2 separate regions of the Homo sapiens genome follow, and region 1 is linked to region 2. A link is a loop called in an ENCODE intact Hi-C map of the cell type or tissue named here. Cell type or tissue: ascending aorta. All regions are shown on one strand.

Region 1 (8,000 bases), 550 kb after region 2:
TCCTTTTCAATTGCTTTTGTACTACTTTTGTAGTATATTCCACCATTAGTGAATTACTTCTATGGGCTTTTTTTTCCTCTTCAAAATGCCTGGTTAAAATGTACCTGTCCTTGAAAGAGAAAAGACACTATGCTATTATCAACTGTTGACAACATACAGTCAAGCCCAAGGTTCTAGAGAGAGGAGGAAGGCATTTTGATTTGGTGGGAAGAGTTGAGGGAGGGAGAGCAACCAGTAGTACTAAAGAGAGAGTAGGTGTGGATGCTCAGAAATGGCCCAGGGGGAATGGCTGCCCATGGAGAATGGAGCGTAGGGAAGGTGAGCAGGAACACAGGATCCAGGGTGGGGAGAATGAGATATTTGCTGACTTGATGGGTTGGCCCAGGGCTATTCCTGGTTCAAGGCCATCACCCTGTGGCTGCCACTGCATGGCAGCATTTGTAAAACTTTCCTCCACTCACCATCTGGTTTGTTTCCTCTTATGTTAATTACTGTTGATCTGATGTATGTAGCTGTCTTCAAAGATTTTTGAGATGGCCTTTAAACATAGGTGTAAAATAATGCAATTAAGAAAAATAAGTAAGGGAGGAAATCTGTGGGGAAGGAAAAGTGGGGTGAAGTCAGAGATAAAATAAGTCCCCAGTTCATGGGAGAGAGGCTATTCATTTGCTGGCAGTTCCCACAGACTTACCTCTGAGCTTCTGAGCAATCAGTACCAGAAGGAAAACATGCTCCGTTGATGACTTACGGTGGCTGGAAGATAAAAGCACACCAGTTACTTAGAAGAAGCAGGGTTGATCATGATTCAAGACTCAGAGAAATGTCTTCAGAGTACTCATAAAGATAATGCCACACAGAGTGGCCGACAACATCTCTGTAGGTAAAACAATGACGACTGCCTCGGTGCAGGTGAATGATGTGACAGCTGAGTGCAGTCCAAGAGAAACCCTTCTAGGTTCAGGTGTGCATTTCTCTGTTGGTCTTGCTTAGTCCAAGGATGAAATGTAATTGTTTCAGCTGAAATAACAAATAAATATATTCACAACCCTCCTCCCCTCCCCACCTTGTAATGGACTTCAGATTGTCATGACCGTCTTGATGCTGAGCCTTGGCATTTTAGTTGTGGACCAGATTGGGCACGCGAGTTGAAATCTACTTACCATCCCTGTTCTAAAAGAAAAATAACTTCCTGATAGTGCTCTGTGAATGTTATTTCTCTCAACTCTCAAGTCATTCTACACTATGACTCAGTCTGTGTTGTGGTTTTTGATACACAGAATTTACATTGACCCTGCATGATCCTCTTCCCTTGCTCCATGTCTCTCTCCTTCTCTTTTGAGCCCCATGGTTCTAGGTTCATTTCTTATACTGGAACATTCAGTGCCTTTTGGGGGCAGTTTGAGAGGCTCATGAGACTTGACTCCAAGTATTTGATGGTAGCGAACTATAAACTAGGCCACCATTGTCCATTTCTGGGTCCCTCCTCTTCTAATGAGTAACCTTAATATTTATTACAAGAGGAAATATCCAATAGTATAGGGAAGGTGAGCAGGAGTGCAGGATCAAGGGTGGGGAGAATGAGATATTTGCTGACTGGCAGCACTGGTAAGATGAACCATTGGTGCCGAGAATGATAGGGAATAATGTTAAGCCTAGACTTTTTTGCAACAATGTCGTAGGAAGAAAAAGTTTTAATTCATTCAGGATCGTTGTCAGAGAGGAGCCCAGAATTCCACAAGAACTACCCGTGAAGGAGAATTTCCTTTGGGACTTTGTTTTGCTTTGGATCAAGTTTATTAGGAGTATTTTGGTTGCAAGCAACAGAAATATAATTTAAACTAGTCTCTTGACTTATATGATTAGGATGGCCATGCTAGTAAGGGCTTCAGGCACAGCTGTATTCAGGAGTTCCAAAGATATCATCAGGCCATTATCTTTCACTCTGTCTTGACTTTGCTTAGCTCTCTCAGCTTCATTCTCAGACATGCTCTCCCTCACCATGGTGGCAGAGGTAGCTATCAGTACTGGGTTTCTGTCATTCTCACAGCTATGGGTGCCTCTTTTGCCATACTTCTAGCAGTAGTGAGTACCAAGGAGGGACCTTGACCAGCCCAGATTGGATTGCCTGCCTGAATCAGCATGGCCAGAAATATGCAGTAGACAATAAGCAGCATCACTTTGGCTAAGGCCTGTTCATGTGTCCCATGAGAGAGGGTAAATCCCACCAGAATTACACAGAACGGGTTCCCCATGGAAAAAGGAGGGGTAGTGTTACAGCTCTTTTAGAATTTGTCTAGCAGGTTTCCTCTTTTCACTGGAAGACTCCCCACATTATGTAATAAATTTTAAAAATGAAAAAATAATAAAAAGGAGAGGTGTTGGTACCAGAAGGAGGGAAGGAAAGAATGAGAATGCCAAGCAGATAAATTTTCTAGGTACCAGAATCCACTAGTTTAGACATTCTTCATTTGGAGTCTATTAAACTTGAAAGGTTGGAAATTAGATTCTGCACAGTTACATTGACTACCTACTTCAGGTTTGGTGTCATGATCCAGACTACCAATAAGGAACATGTGGAGAGGACAAGGATGGGTAGCACCACTTTGGGATCTGGTGGGCAGCTCTTGGCCTGAGGACCTCATGTTGAATCCCCAGGATCTACAGGAGTAGTTCTTAATCTGGAGACTATGAATAGACTTCAACAGATCTGTGAACTTCTGTCATTATTTGCAAAATTGTACATATGCACTTTTTTTGTTGGAGAAAGGATTATGTTTTCCATCATTATGTCACAGGACTCCATGCCTACCCCCTTCCCTGGGCCCCTCTTGCTTAAAAACCGTTGCTTCAGACTTACTCTAATTGTTTTAGACTTGGCTAGCTTAATCTTACACATTCCTTTCTTGTCTTGGCTCAATTAGTAAAGTGTAGTGTCCATGATAAGCATAGCTCCTTATGGAACAGACACAGTGACATCAGTGGCTGAGCATGTTGCATTAAATTATATGTTGAGGTTTTTAGGCACATATGTAAACTTTCCACAATCATAGTTGCCATTTACCTAATGCCAGGCTCTGTGCTAAGTGCTTTACATGCATTCTCTGAACTCTATATTTATACACATGATTATAATTCTGTGAACCTCAGATCCACCTGCTGGAACCAGCTCCTTCCAGCTGCCTCTCCTGGAACACTGGATACAAATTCTGAGTTTTTCCTGTCGCCTGTGTCTGCTGTGGTGGGTCCACCTCTCTCCACCTTCCCGCCCACAGATGATAGCATCATAAAATCAGAGTGTTGTACAGGACCCATAAGATCATGCTCGTCAGTGGCTTTCAAACTCTGCTTTTTGGTTTTCTAGCTCAGGGACTCGCGAGGAGGAAGGATGGATAGGACCCAAGTCCCTTTCCTGCTTCAGTCGCAAAAGTTTTGCTGAAAACCACTCATCCGGGACAATACAAGAGCTCACAGATAGATGTCAGGCTTGAGGTTGAATACAGGTTCCTACTACTTTACTTACTTACCTGCGTGACCCTGGGCAAGTTGCCTAACTTCTCTGAGCCACAGTTTTCTTATCTGTCAAATATCCGCCTCAAGGAGTTGTTAGAGGGACTGAATGAGGTAGTGTCTGTGAAGTCCATGGCCCAGTGCCTGGCACTTAGTCAGGACTTAGCAAAGGTTAACTGTATGTAACTAATATATTGTACAATGTGACTCACCAGTCATAGTTAAGACTCAGCTTCATTCTTGTCTCCCACTGTTCATTTAAAGTTTATTCAGGGAGGTATGTTGTACCCTATTTCCTGATAATAACTTGATCAGGCCCATGACTTTTCTGGTTACTTTTCTGGTAATGAGAAGTTCTAAGGCCACTTGAAGTCAGCCTGCCTCTCTCTCTCTCTCTCTGTATCTCTGTCTCTCACTCACTCTCTCTCAGCACGCACACACACATGCACACAGGTTCATTTTGGAAATTTGAAATGCCCTTTTTGGTCTATAAACAGTCAGTATTCATTCCAAGGGAGGACTTCCCTCCATCCAGCCACCAAGGGCCACTTCCCCCTCCAGTGGCCTCCAGCTGCCCACTGCTCAGGTCTCTCCAGGTTGTGGGGTCAGGGGGAGTGTGCAGCAAGTCGTTACCTGACTGTGACTGTCACATCTGATGCTAAGTTATCTGAGCCTGGCAGACAGGGAAAGGGGACTTTTTTCTCTCCTGGCTGCCTCCATGGCCTTCTCCAGGACTCCTCTGAGGGGCCTTGCTCTGGGCCCCCCGGGATTTGGGTGGTTCTCTCCTCCTGCTGCTGTTGCCATCCCTCAGCATCTTCTGGTTTCCAGTCGGACTCTCTTTGGGGTCCTCTCACTCTCATGCCAAAGCCCTCTCGGGGAGAACCTGTTGCAAAGACACCCAGGCTGCCACTCTGGGTGTCCAGGGTTCATATTCCTTTCACCCTCCCCTCCACCATGGGGCAAGGGGACAGTACTCACTTTCTGATGTGGCATCCACCCTGCTGGTTTAGCCAGCGTCAGCTCCCTCTCACATTTTGGTTCCTGAGGGAGATGCATATCAAACTCACCACATACAGCTTTTGAAACCCTTTTCTCTGGGCTGGAGAAGAAAGGCTGAGCCCTCTCCATTCCACCCACCTTGGAAACCGTAGGAATCAGAGCATTACCAAAGAATCTTACTCACAGAATCCTCCATTGCTTTCCACCGTCCTGACCTGTTTGTGTCCTCCTTCTGGGTCTTAGAGCCATCTTCTTAGAAATTTCTGCATAATGATCAGATCCCTTGCTTTGGAATTTCCCATCTGTTACATCTTGAGGTGGTGGAAACCTTCACTTTCGCATCTTAACCTCAGACCCAGTGTGAGACACTTCCCTTCTTTTAACACTCTAAAAGTGGTCCTTCATCTGGTGAGGAGCTTCCTACCTCCATCTCCCCTCCTTCCCTCCCATATCATCCCATTCAGATTTTCAGCTAAGTTGGAGTTGTTGGAAAGATGCTGCTCCCTCTGAGCCAAACCTAGCTTCCTGTGACGTTCTTTCTCTCTAATGGGATCTCAGGAGAGAGAGAGAGTGAGAGTGAGTGTGAGTGTGAGTGTGTGTGTGCGTGCCTTGTCTGGGAGAATTGGACATTGGAAAAATGGGAAATGTTTGGGAAAATTGGAATTCTTTCCTGGGCCTCAGAGATTCCAAAGCGAAGCTTAGACACCCTGTTATCTAAGCCCACAGGGAAACTTTTGACCTGTGTATCTGGGTGGGTTTCCTCTACCTGCATACCAACGTGCACCTGTATAACTCCAGCAGAAAGCTAGTATTTGGAAACTGTGCTCATGCCATTTCTCATGCTCATGACCCTAACATAGTTTCTCTTGATCTGAGAACGTATTTGCTGTGCTTCATGGAAGCATTTTGATCAGGGCTCCATGCAGAGTTTATGAACTCTGCAAATTCAAGCCTTGCAGAATGTATCCTACCTCCCTCCAAAGACCCACCCTCACTTATGTAGGTTTTCTTTCATGCTCATGTGACATTTGGAGTCAGCATATTTCTCTGCCTTCTCTGGCGCCAGCACTGTGAACTCAGCCTCCCTGCCAACGTGCCCTCCTTTTTCATGTGTGGTTGGACCACTGTGATGTTGGGTCCTGTAACAATTAGGTCACTCGCTGAGTATAGACCCCCCAACCCATGGTGAAGCCAGCGTCTCAAATGAGCAAGTGACACATGCTGGGAAGATGCTTGGGTCAGCTAAAGTTGGAGTCTCTCTGGGTGCAGTGGCCTAAGAATGTATTAAATGCATTTTGGGTAGTTCCATCATGTACTAGTCTCTTGGCAAGACTGAACATTATATATCCAGATGTGGACCTGATTTATGTCCTCATTTTTACTGGCTGCTTACAAAGATGGCAAGATACAGCTCCCTCCTTTCCTCCCCCAGACCCATCATATGAGGTGATATTAGAGACAGAAGCTCAGATAGCAGAACTCAACTCCCCTGGGACTGTTCATCTATATTCTCTTGGCCTAAAAGCATATGGTGATTTGCACTGGCCATTCAAAGATCTAGATATATATTTGAAATAACTAACAGGCTCTTAGCTAAAGCATACTTTTTATATGTATACATTTTATAGTAGGGAAGTGGCTTAGTGTGGGCAGATAGACTAGAGTTCAAACTTTCCTTATCTATTGAGACACTTTGAACATGGTTACGGTTAACCTTTCTGAGTCTCAGTTTCCTCATCTGTTAAATGGGCATCATATCATTTGCCTCACAAGATAGCTATATTAAAGGAAACACTGCACATAGTGAACTTAGCCAGTGGCCCATCACATAATACATGTTCAATAAATGGTAGCTATTACATTGTTTGCATTTAACTATTATGATGATTTCTAAAAACCTTTAAAGCCTTGGAAAAAACTAGCCCCATTCCTCAGCCTGTTTTTTTTTAATCAAATAGGAATTTGGGAAAAAATCTAAATATGTGCAATGATCTGCTTTTAAAAAATAACTATCTTGTGAAACTCACTAGTTCTTTATAGTATCAAAAGTGATTTTTGGCTGCTGAGGCAGCATGGCACAGGGACTAACAATAAGGCTCAACCTGCCCAGCCTCAAATCTATACAAAATACCTTTGTAACCTTGGACAAGTCGCTTACCTCTTAAAGCCTCAATTTCTGCATCAATAAAATAGGGATAATACTGCATAGGGTTATTGAGGTGATTAAGTGAAATAGTCTATATGAAATGTTTAGACTATGTGTGGTTCACAGGATGCAAATAATGGTGGCTGTTATTTTCCCAGCACATTCCGTTTTACAAATAAGAATTTGCAGAAGACCAAGCACAGTGGCATGTGCCTATAGTCCCAGCTCATTGGTAGGCTGAAGCCAAGGATTCCCTTGAGCCTAAGAATTCGAGTCCAGCCTCCGCAACGTAGCAAGAGCCCATCTCCAAAAAAAGCTTTTAAATCAAATTTGCAGAACACTGTTTTTTGTGATAAATGGATTTTATGAAGACATTTCTATATGTAAGAAGTTGTTCTTACTGTTTTGTTCAAAAAGAAGAAAATTTATATCTGGTTTGCTTATAAATTCCAAACTGTAGCACATGTGAAAACAAGCTACATCAACTAAACTTAACTTTCTATTTTTTTAGGCCTTGCCTCATTTTATTGTTAAGATTTAGGTAAGTGATATTGCCATCAGATAAGGAGAAAATTGTGTATTATTTTTACAAGGACTGAAAATATGCAAACAAACTATGTTTAGATAAATGCTCTCAATTGAGGTCACTTTATTTTGCTGTCTTTCAGTAAAGACTAGTATAGTTGGCACCTTTGTGCAGCCCAAGGAGGTCTGGAAGGAGGGTTGCATAACCTTCCCATGGGTGGAAAAGGAGGAGGAGGCAGAGTCTGAACTAGTGAGATGACCCAAACTGGTTACTGAGACTTGGTCAGGTAGGTGTGGAGAGCTGACCCGTGGCAGAGGAGTTTGTTCCCTTTCACAGGGCAGCGCAAGTGTTTCTTTCAATAGCTCCACCTCGGTATCTGTCTCCAGGCAATGGACAGTCCTAAGCGGGAGGAGCTCAGGCCCTGTCGTGCTGAACCCCTGTCAGTCTCATTAGAGATGGCACCATGTTCAAGAGGCCAAGAAGAGACCCAGAGCCAGCACACGTGACATGGGGTTTTACTGCAGGGGAGAGTCCAGTGGTGGCAGGCTGGACAAGATAACTGCATGGCCCAGCAGTTAAAGAGCCCTAAGGTTCAGGATCTTTCACTGGCAACATCCCATTCCAATGCCCTGTAGCTAATGTGATATTCCTAATTTTGTATGATTTTTCTAAAGAGGACCCCCAAAATTGTATAAGGCTTAGAACCCACAAAAACGATCTATCCATGGGTCAGGGACACACACACTCTGAGCCTTCTGCCTTGTATGGTTGCTAGGGTGCTAAAACTCACATTTGATTCTCCCTTGGGAATAGGCATTGCCT
Region 2 (8,000 bases):
ATAGCACAATGGGGTGACTGTAGTCAATAATAACTTAATTGTACATTTAAAAATAACTAAAACAGTATAATTGGATTGTTCATAATACAAAGGATAAGTGCTTGAGGGAATGGATAACCCATTCATTCTCCATGATGTGATTATTATGCATTGCATGCCTGTATCAAAACATCACATGTACGTCATAAGTATATACAGCTACTATGTACTTACAAAATCAAAAATTAAAATAAATACATAAATTCTAAAAATTACAAAAGAGTGTCTAGGTTAAAATGCTATTTTTCAGCTTACTAGTTATATGACTTGATTACTTACTGTAGCAGACTGAAAATACTTCTAAATTTGTTGATTTTCTTCATATTTAGAGGTAGAATCTAATTCCCTTTCCCCTGAATGTTGGCTAGTCTTAATGACTGGCCTGTGGCAGAAGTCACCTCCTGTGGGTTCCTAGGCTATTTGATAAGAAGCCTTATAGCTTCCACTCAGACCTCTTGGACAACTTGCCCTGGGGCACCATGTTGGAAGTCCAACTACCCCGAGGCCACTATGCTAGGAAAAAACTCAAGCTAGCCCTGTGAAGTCACCATGCAGACAGAGATGCCTGGCCAGCCCCTCACTATTCAAATCATCCCAGCTGTAGTCCTAGACCCCATGGAGCAGAGTAGCACTGCCCGTCAAATTCCTGCTCCCCCAGAAACATGAGATAATGGCAATAAATTGTTGTTTTAGGTCACGAAGTATTGCAGTAGTTTGTTAAGTGGCAATAGATGATGAAATACTCCACTGTGTCTCTGTGTTCTTGTTTGAAAGTGGGGATACAACAATTTTCTACCTCTTTGCATCACTGTAAGAGTTAAATGGGTTAGAACTTGTAAAGCACTTAATGCCTGGCCCAAAGTAAGTGCTTGTACATATTAGATGTTATTATTTTAAAGATGTTATTTTTTATTTCTATAGATCAAAACAATTTTGTTTTGGTGAAATTAGTGATGGCTCAGAGCTAAGGTACATGATGATCTTGATTAATAGGTCACATTGTGAATTGGATGCCTTTGGTTGACTTTTTAGTTAGCAGGACTTGATTCAGACCCTGTGTAAGTAAGGTGATCTCTTGCTGAAAATCCACGTGTCAAGGGCGAAGGAGCAACCCCTGCCCCAAATATCAACTTAATCATCTTCCTAAGGCATCTGAGCTTTGCCCTGGGCAGAGGAGAGAGGCTTCCTAGTACGCTTCCAAATGCCTCCATTTATACTGCTGTTTTTTTGCCTTTTCCATACTGGCATAATTTGACACTAACGGGAAAAAGCTCTTGAGGATGAAAACTGTTGGTCGTTTCTCCCTGTGAGCTTGGAATCCAGCTTCAGAGGAGGAGAAACACAAACATGACACTAATGGACTTCCCTTGTTCTCAGTTCTTCTCATTTCAAGACAGCAGTGCCCTTGGCCTCCGGCTCCTGGCTTCAGATCCATTAGTGCCGGGCAAATGAGCCATGTGGTTTCTCTCATCTCCTGCCCATAAACCACCACACATACCTCTCTCCTGACCCTTCCCTCTAGTTAACATTGTTTAACACACTCAAGGACACAGTTGCGGTTCTTTTATTCCTAGAAAAGCAAGACGTGCTAATGCTTCCTGTGCTGGCCACCTCGGTGGCGACTCAAAGCCACAGCCTGGGCCGTTTGATGCTTTCTATTTCGGAATGGTATTGATAGCCTGTTACTGAGTGCCTCGGTGATGAAAAGCGCCCCTGGGAACCCGCTGACACGCCTGCGTTCCTCCACTGACTCAACCTGGCACAGCAGTCACTTCACTCTCCCTGGACTTCCAGATGTTGCAAGGCCTTCTCCAGGGCAACATCAGGGCTCTGTGCCCCTGGGAGGAGGAACTGAGGGGCAGAAAAGGGATGGAGAACTCAGACACACACACAAGTATCCTAACTCACGAGGGCATTTGTGTGCTGGGCTGGATATTTAACCAGCACCTGAAGTAATGAAAAGTGTTTTGGTTTCAAAACACCAGACCTGGGTTTTAGGCCTCATTCTGCCTTATACTAGCTGTTTGAGTTTTGGTAAGCTATCTAGATCTCAGCCTGCTTATTTGTGTAATTAGCACAGAGGGCTATCCTGACAGTTGGACTAGATGGAGTTTTGCCTTTATGCAGCGGAGATCTGGAAGGGCATACAGATATCAACCATTACCAGGAAGAGCCCAGTTTTCTTGTAGCTGGGTCACAGACACATTTGGAATCCAGAGGATGCTAAAAACAGTTCAGCTGCTGTTCTCAACAGGCTGCCTTTGAGTCCACACAGAATTTACCTTCTCTGTTTCCTCCATACTTTCTTTTTCTTTTCTGTCTTCTCCCCTGGGTCCTAGTTAAGGATAGAGTCTGACCGTCCCTTTCCTCTGAGCCTGGGACAAGTTCGACTCCAGGAGCCTTCTTAGTGGAGCTCCTGAAATGAAACAAGACTCTCTTGTTGATCCTAACTGCTTCTCTTAGCAAAGCTTTGAGGTGAGATCTGAGAATGGGAAACGAGTGAGAATGGGACCACATTAAAGGGACAGAGAAGTGTACCTTGGCAAAGATTAGCACATAGTAAGTATTCAGTAATGCCCTTGCCTTTCTTTAATTTTTTTTTCACCTAGTTTTCACTTTTATTCTGTCCAGGGTAGTTCCTTGTGCTCTCAGTTCAATTTGGATGTTTTCTTATCTGGACATATCTTAACATCTGCAGATGATTTTCCAAACTTGAGGGCTTGTAAACAATTCTGAGTCAGTTGTGGTGGATCATGCCTGTAATCTCTACGAAAATATGTTGGCTTTTTTTTGTTGTTGTTGTTTGTTTTTTGTTTTGAGACAGAGTTTCGCTCTTATTGCCCAGGCTGGAGTGCAATGGCGCGATCTTGGCTCACTGCAACCTCCACCTCCCAGGTTCAAGTGGTTCTCCTGCCTCAGCCTCCAGCCTCAGCATGTGCCACCATGCCTGGCTGATTTTGTATTTTTAGCAGAGATGAGGTTTCTCCATGTTGGTCAGGCTGGTCTCAAACTCCCGACCTCAGGTGATCCGCCCACCTCGGCCTCCCAAAGTGCTGGGATTGCAGGCATGAGCCACCATGCCCAGCAAAAATATTTCTTAAAAATTAGCTGGGTGTGGTAGTGCGTGCCTGTGGTCCCAGCTACTCAGGAGGCTGAGGTGAGAGGATCCTCTGAGCCAGGGGAGGTAGAGGCTTCAGTCAGCCATGATTGCACCACTGCATTCCAGCCCAGGTGACAAAGACCCTGTCTAAAAAAAAAAAAAAAAAAATTTCTGAGTTTTTCATAATTCTTTTGTTTCTTAAAGCAAATTGGTCCAATGACTAGATTCCTCCATCACAGTTAATTAATTTTTTTCTGGTCCTTATTTCTAATATCTGGGGTGGATTTCCACTGATATAAAGAAAGCTGAAGACAGATCCCAAAATTCACTATGCCCCTGAAATTCTATTTTGTATCTAGAAAAATCTAAAATCCTTCAGTGCTCTAGAGTTTCAGTTTAAGAAAGCTCTCAGCCAGTGACTATACAGGGACAAATATAGAACAATGACAGCAATTACCAGGACACTGCCCCACTGACAACATAAAAAAGTAATGTCATAAACCTATGGACACAAACCAGTTTTATGTCAAGGAGCCCCGACTCCAGGGTTCTTCTGTAAAGCAGGAGAGGGCCATTAAGCCCTGGGCTTAGCCAGACATCCTCATCCATGGGCCAGGGTGAGCCGCCAGAGGGCAGAGCCGTGGCAGCAGCAAGACAGCTAGCCAGCACACTCCGCAGCTCCTGCAAATATTTAACTAAATCTTCATTCTAACTCTCCAACCGACTAAATGTGTGACCTTGGGCAAGTTGCTTAAGCTCCCATGTCTCAGTTTTCCTCACGTGTAAAATTAATAAAATCTAGGCCAGGAAGTGTTATGGAAGTTAAATGAATTTATACATATAAAACTCTCAGAATGATGCCAAGCAAATAACAAATAACATATAAGTGTTTTCTGGTATTACTGTTGTTCTCATCAACTATTTTGATTACATTTTTAAAAAATAGTCTTTCTTCTAAGCTAACACAATTTAAAATTGGAGGTTCGCACAAGTCAGTCTCTTCCTTGTCTTTCCTAACTTATTCATAGATTTTATTATTATTATTATTATTTTAGAGATAGGGTCTCATTATATTGCCCAGGCTAGCTTTGAACTCCTGGGCTCAAGTGATCCTCCAGCTCAGCCTCCTGAGTAGCTAGGACTACAGGTATGCCCCAACAAACCCGGCTTTTGATTCATAGATTTTTTTTTTTAAAGTCGATTCCAATTTCCCATTCCCCATGTGTTGTATAGGGTGTCAGCTGGGAGCGTGCAAGTCTGAGGGCTTCAGGCTTTGCCACTGTGTGACCTGGGGCAAGGCACCTGGCCATCTGCTCCTCCCTTTTCTCCCATATGAAGTGGAAGGCTCATGCTAGGTTACCTGTGGAATCAATTCAGCCCTCAGGCCAGGAGAACAGCAGGGCTCCTTCAGTGCTGCATCCCTGTATTTCTCTTTCACTCCAGATTCCAAGCAAGGCTGAAGGCAGCCTATTTTCAAACTGCTCAACTCTCTCAAGAGAGGAAGAAAACCTGCCTTCAAACATAGCTCGCTGACTTTCCCCAAGATAAGCAACCCCCTTCCCAAGACTCTCTGATTATCAAACATGTCAGCAGTATTCTAAGAATCCTGTATAAAATAAGCAAACCAGTCCTCCGGGAAGACCTGAGGGACTGCTTTGAACAAGGGAAATGAACCTTAATGCATAAATGGATACATCCTCATTAAGCTGCAGATGCCAGGAATCACTGGGATGCTGACCCCTGTGCGGGAGGTACTGCACCTCTGCAGGTGGCAGGGTCACCAAGGAGCATAATTCTCTACCCCCTGCAGAATACTTGCCTGGAATATCTTTATATTCTCCGGGTGATGCCTGTAGAATTTTTTCTTTCTTTCCTTTAATCTCTCCTTCCAAAGTAGTCTCGAGCCCCTGCTATGCGCCAGAGACTGTGCTTACTGACAGTTACATAAGGAAGATTAAGACATGCTTCTTGCTTTCAAAAAATTCACACATCAGTAGGAAAAACTAAAATGTAAAGAATTCTATAACACAATGCCAGGCTAAATCTGGTTCCCCTGTTAACACTCTAATAGCACTTAGTACTTTCCTTTTCTATCACTTATCACAAGTTGGTAAATGCACTTGTATATTCCATTAATTAATATCTTACTTCTGCCAACCCCCCTCTCACATTGTAGACTGTGACTCCTTGAGCTAATATATACTTAGTAATTATTATATACCAGACACTGTCTTAAGTGCCTTATATATATTATCTTTCAATCTTCACAACTACTTTAAGAAGAATATACTAATATTCTTATTTTACAAATGAGGAAACCAAGACAGTAACGTGCCTGAGGTCACACAGCTGGTAAGAGTCAGAACCAGGTCTTAAACAAAAGCGGTCTGGCTTCAAATCTCTGTTCTCAGCTCTCTATTAAAGGGAAGATATCAAGACTCTTTTAAAGGTGATGGATAAGTAGGTGATACAGCCTAGAAAGATTTCCTTCTAAAATTGTTAAATTTCAATAATGTAGGTAAGCTTCCTTTGTCTGGAAAATCCATTCATATGGAACTCCTTAATTCCTACTATCAAACCCAATTTAGGCTTTGTGTATACAAAATATAAAGAAGAACAGGAGATAAATGGTGGCACTTAGATCAGAAAAAAAGAATATTTATTGCAAAACAAGTCTATGTGTATTGAAAAATACTGTTATCCTAAAAGCAAAAGGCTATATATTGTCATTTCTCTGACTTGATCTAAATTTAAGATTATGAAAGCCAAAGAAAATTGATCAACTATTTCCTAAAGAAAGAGACCCACCTCCACTGCTGTAATAATCCAATTCATTAACCCATGGACAGCAGGCACTTCTCTGGTAGACGCTTGTTATCATCTCATCAACTAAAAATGCAAATGTCTGTTAAAAATAAATGAGATTGGCAGCTGGGCATGGTGGCTCACACCTGTAATCCCAGCATTTTGGGAGGCCGAGGCGGGTGGATCACCTGAGGTCGGGAGTTCGAGACCAGCTTGACCAACATGGTGAAACCCCGTCTCTACTAAAAATACAAAATTAGCTGGGTGTGTGTGGTGGTGCATGCCTGTAATCCCAGCTACTAGGCAGGCTGAGGCAGGAGAATCACTTGAACCCAGGAGGCAGCGGTGGCAGTGAGCCGAGATCACGTCATTGCACTCCAGCCTGGGCAACAAGAGTGAAACTCTGTCTCAAAAAAAAAAAAAGAGATTGGCTGGGCATGGTGGCTCACACCTGTAATCCCAGCACTTTGGGAGGCCGAGGCAGGTGGATCACTTGAGATCAGGAGTTTGAGACCAGCCTGGCCAACATGGTGAAACCCTGTCTCTACTAAATATACAAAAATTAGTTGGGTATGGTGGCAGGCACCTATAATCCCAGCTACTCAGGAGGCTGAAGCAGGAGAATCGCTTGAACCCAGGAGGTGGAGGTTTCAGTGAGCCAAGATAGTGCCACTGCACTCCAGCCTGGGTGACAGAGCGAGACTCTGCCTCCAAAAATAATAATAATAATTTTTAAAAATGAGGTTCCTTAATGCATCCGTGTAATTTAAAGACATATTAGATTTCTAAACTGTTTAATTGTTCTGTGCCTTTTAAAAGTATAACATGAAGACTTTTTGTCTTGATGTGTTAAATTCTTGTTTGTAGTTTAAAGCCTGACATGACACCAGTTAGGTTTAAACCCTGGCTCTCTTACTAATTATCTACGTAGATGTGGGCTGTTGGTCCAGTTTAGTTAACTGCAAAATTAGAAGACTGAATTAAATGATTTGTAAGATTCTTTTGTCCTCCCCTAACATATTGAAATTTGAAAACTTTGTTTATATCTTTGTATGATGCTTTATTTCCATTCAATAATGTTAGAAAATATTCATGTTTGACTCCAGTTTAAATTCTTTCCATGAGCATTTACTGTAATAAAAACAATTAAATTCACTTAGAAAATAAATTGGAGTTAGGCTCAGTGTTCAACAAAGGAGTCTGGTTCGCAAAGCATCAACACACAGGACAAGGACATCTGTTGTAGAGATTATTGGTGTTTACAAATACCAGTGTTCTGCTTTTCTTCTGGGCACATGGCTGGAGCACATCTTGCAATTAGTTGAGACCATGTGTCTGAATTTCAGCCAATGGAATATGAACCTACATGGCATGTGCCACATCTATGCCTGAAATGTTAAAAATGTCCTTCATGCAGTCCTGGTTCTCCTTTCCTACCCACTAGCTAAGTGGACAGAATTTGAAAAATGGAGAGAAGAGCAGAGACACAAGACAAAAGGAGCCTGGGCTCCCGAATGACCACATGGAGCAGAATCCTTCTGCAGGCCTTTACTGGATTGCCATGAGAGAGAAAAAGACGTTTATTACGTTAAAATACTGAATTTGAGGCACTAGCCTATTCCGACCTTTTAGAGTTTTATCCAGGTGAAATTGGGTTAAAATGAGCATCTAATTCGATCTTGAAGGAAGGCAATCTCACAAAATGGTTAGTCTGCGAAGTGCCACATTTGTGATGGGCATCTTGCAGCATGCAGCCCTGTGAATCTTGTGACACTACTTTCTAATACCCTATTCTGTCTGTCATTATACACAGGTCACCCTAGTTTTGCCAATGCACTTGCTGCACTTCCAGCACCTCTCTACAGCACTTCACTTTCTCCTCTTCCTACCCAAGTTCTTCCTCGGTTTCCCTAATACTCTATTATCCAAATTTCCTCTCTAATAAATGCAGCTTAGCTGTTCTTCATTCATTTTTTCATTTGCTATCCTTTATAACATTACTTTTAAATCATTTTGAATTTTCTAATTCATTTCTTCCCTTTTCTTTTCTTTCTTT

Evidence for each region. A loop is a pair of places that touch in the nucleus more often than their neighbours do. Peaks named below come from ENCODE experiments on the same cell type or tissue, not always from the same donor. Only the 100,000 strongest peaks of a DNase experiment are listed, where the experiment ranks them.
Region 1: a loop joins it to region 2, with 2.8 times the contacts of the local background. A loop is called at or near these places in 4 of 110 quality-filtered maps.

The regions. Positions count from the first base shown.
Region 1 is chr1:67,766,920-67,774,919 of GRCh38, reverse strand. All of the region lies in intron 2 of GNG12 (G protein subunit gamma 12), which reads left to right. It overlaps LOC105378781 (a long non-coding RNA gene), which reads right to left. Exons shown (of 4, transcript XR_007066163.1): 2 at 692-753. It also overlaps the pseudogene RNU7-80P. Among named protein-coding and RNA genes, the nearest start is that of GNG12-AS1, 61 kb to the left of the region's middle. In ascending aorta, no CTCF peak of the experiment used is centred here; a DNase peak (open chromatin) is centred at 3,619; H3K4me3 peaks cover 23 bases; H3K27ac peaks cover 5,425 bases.
Region 2 is chr1:68,317,049-68,325,048 of GRCh38, reverse strand. No RefSeq gene overlaps it. Among named protein-coding and RNA genes, the nearest start is that of WLS, 89 kb to the right of the region's middle. In ascending aorta, a CTCF peak has its summit at 3,771 (motif pointing right); DNase peaks (open chromatin) are centred at 1,768 and 3,758; H3K27ac peaks cover 1,595 bases.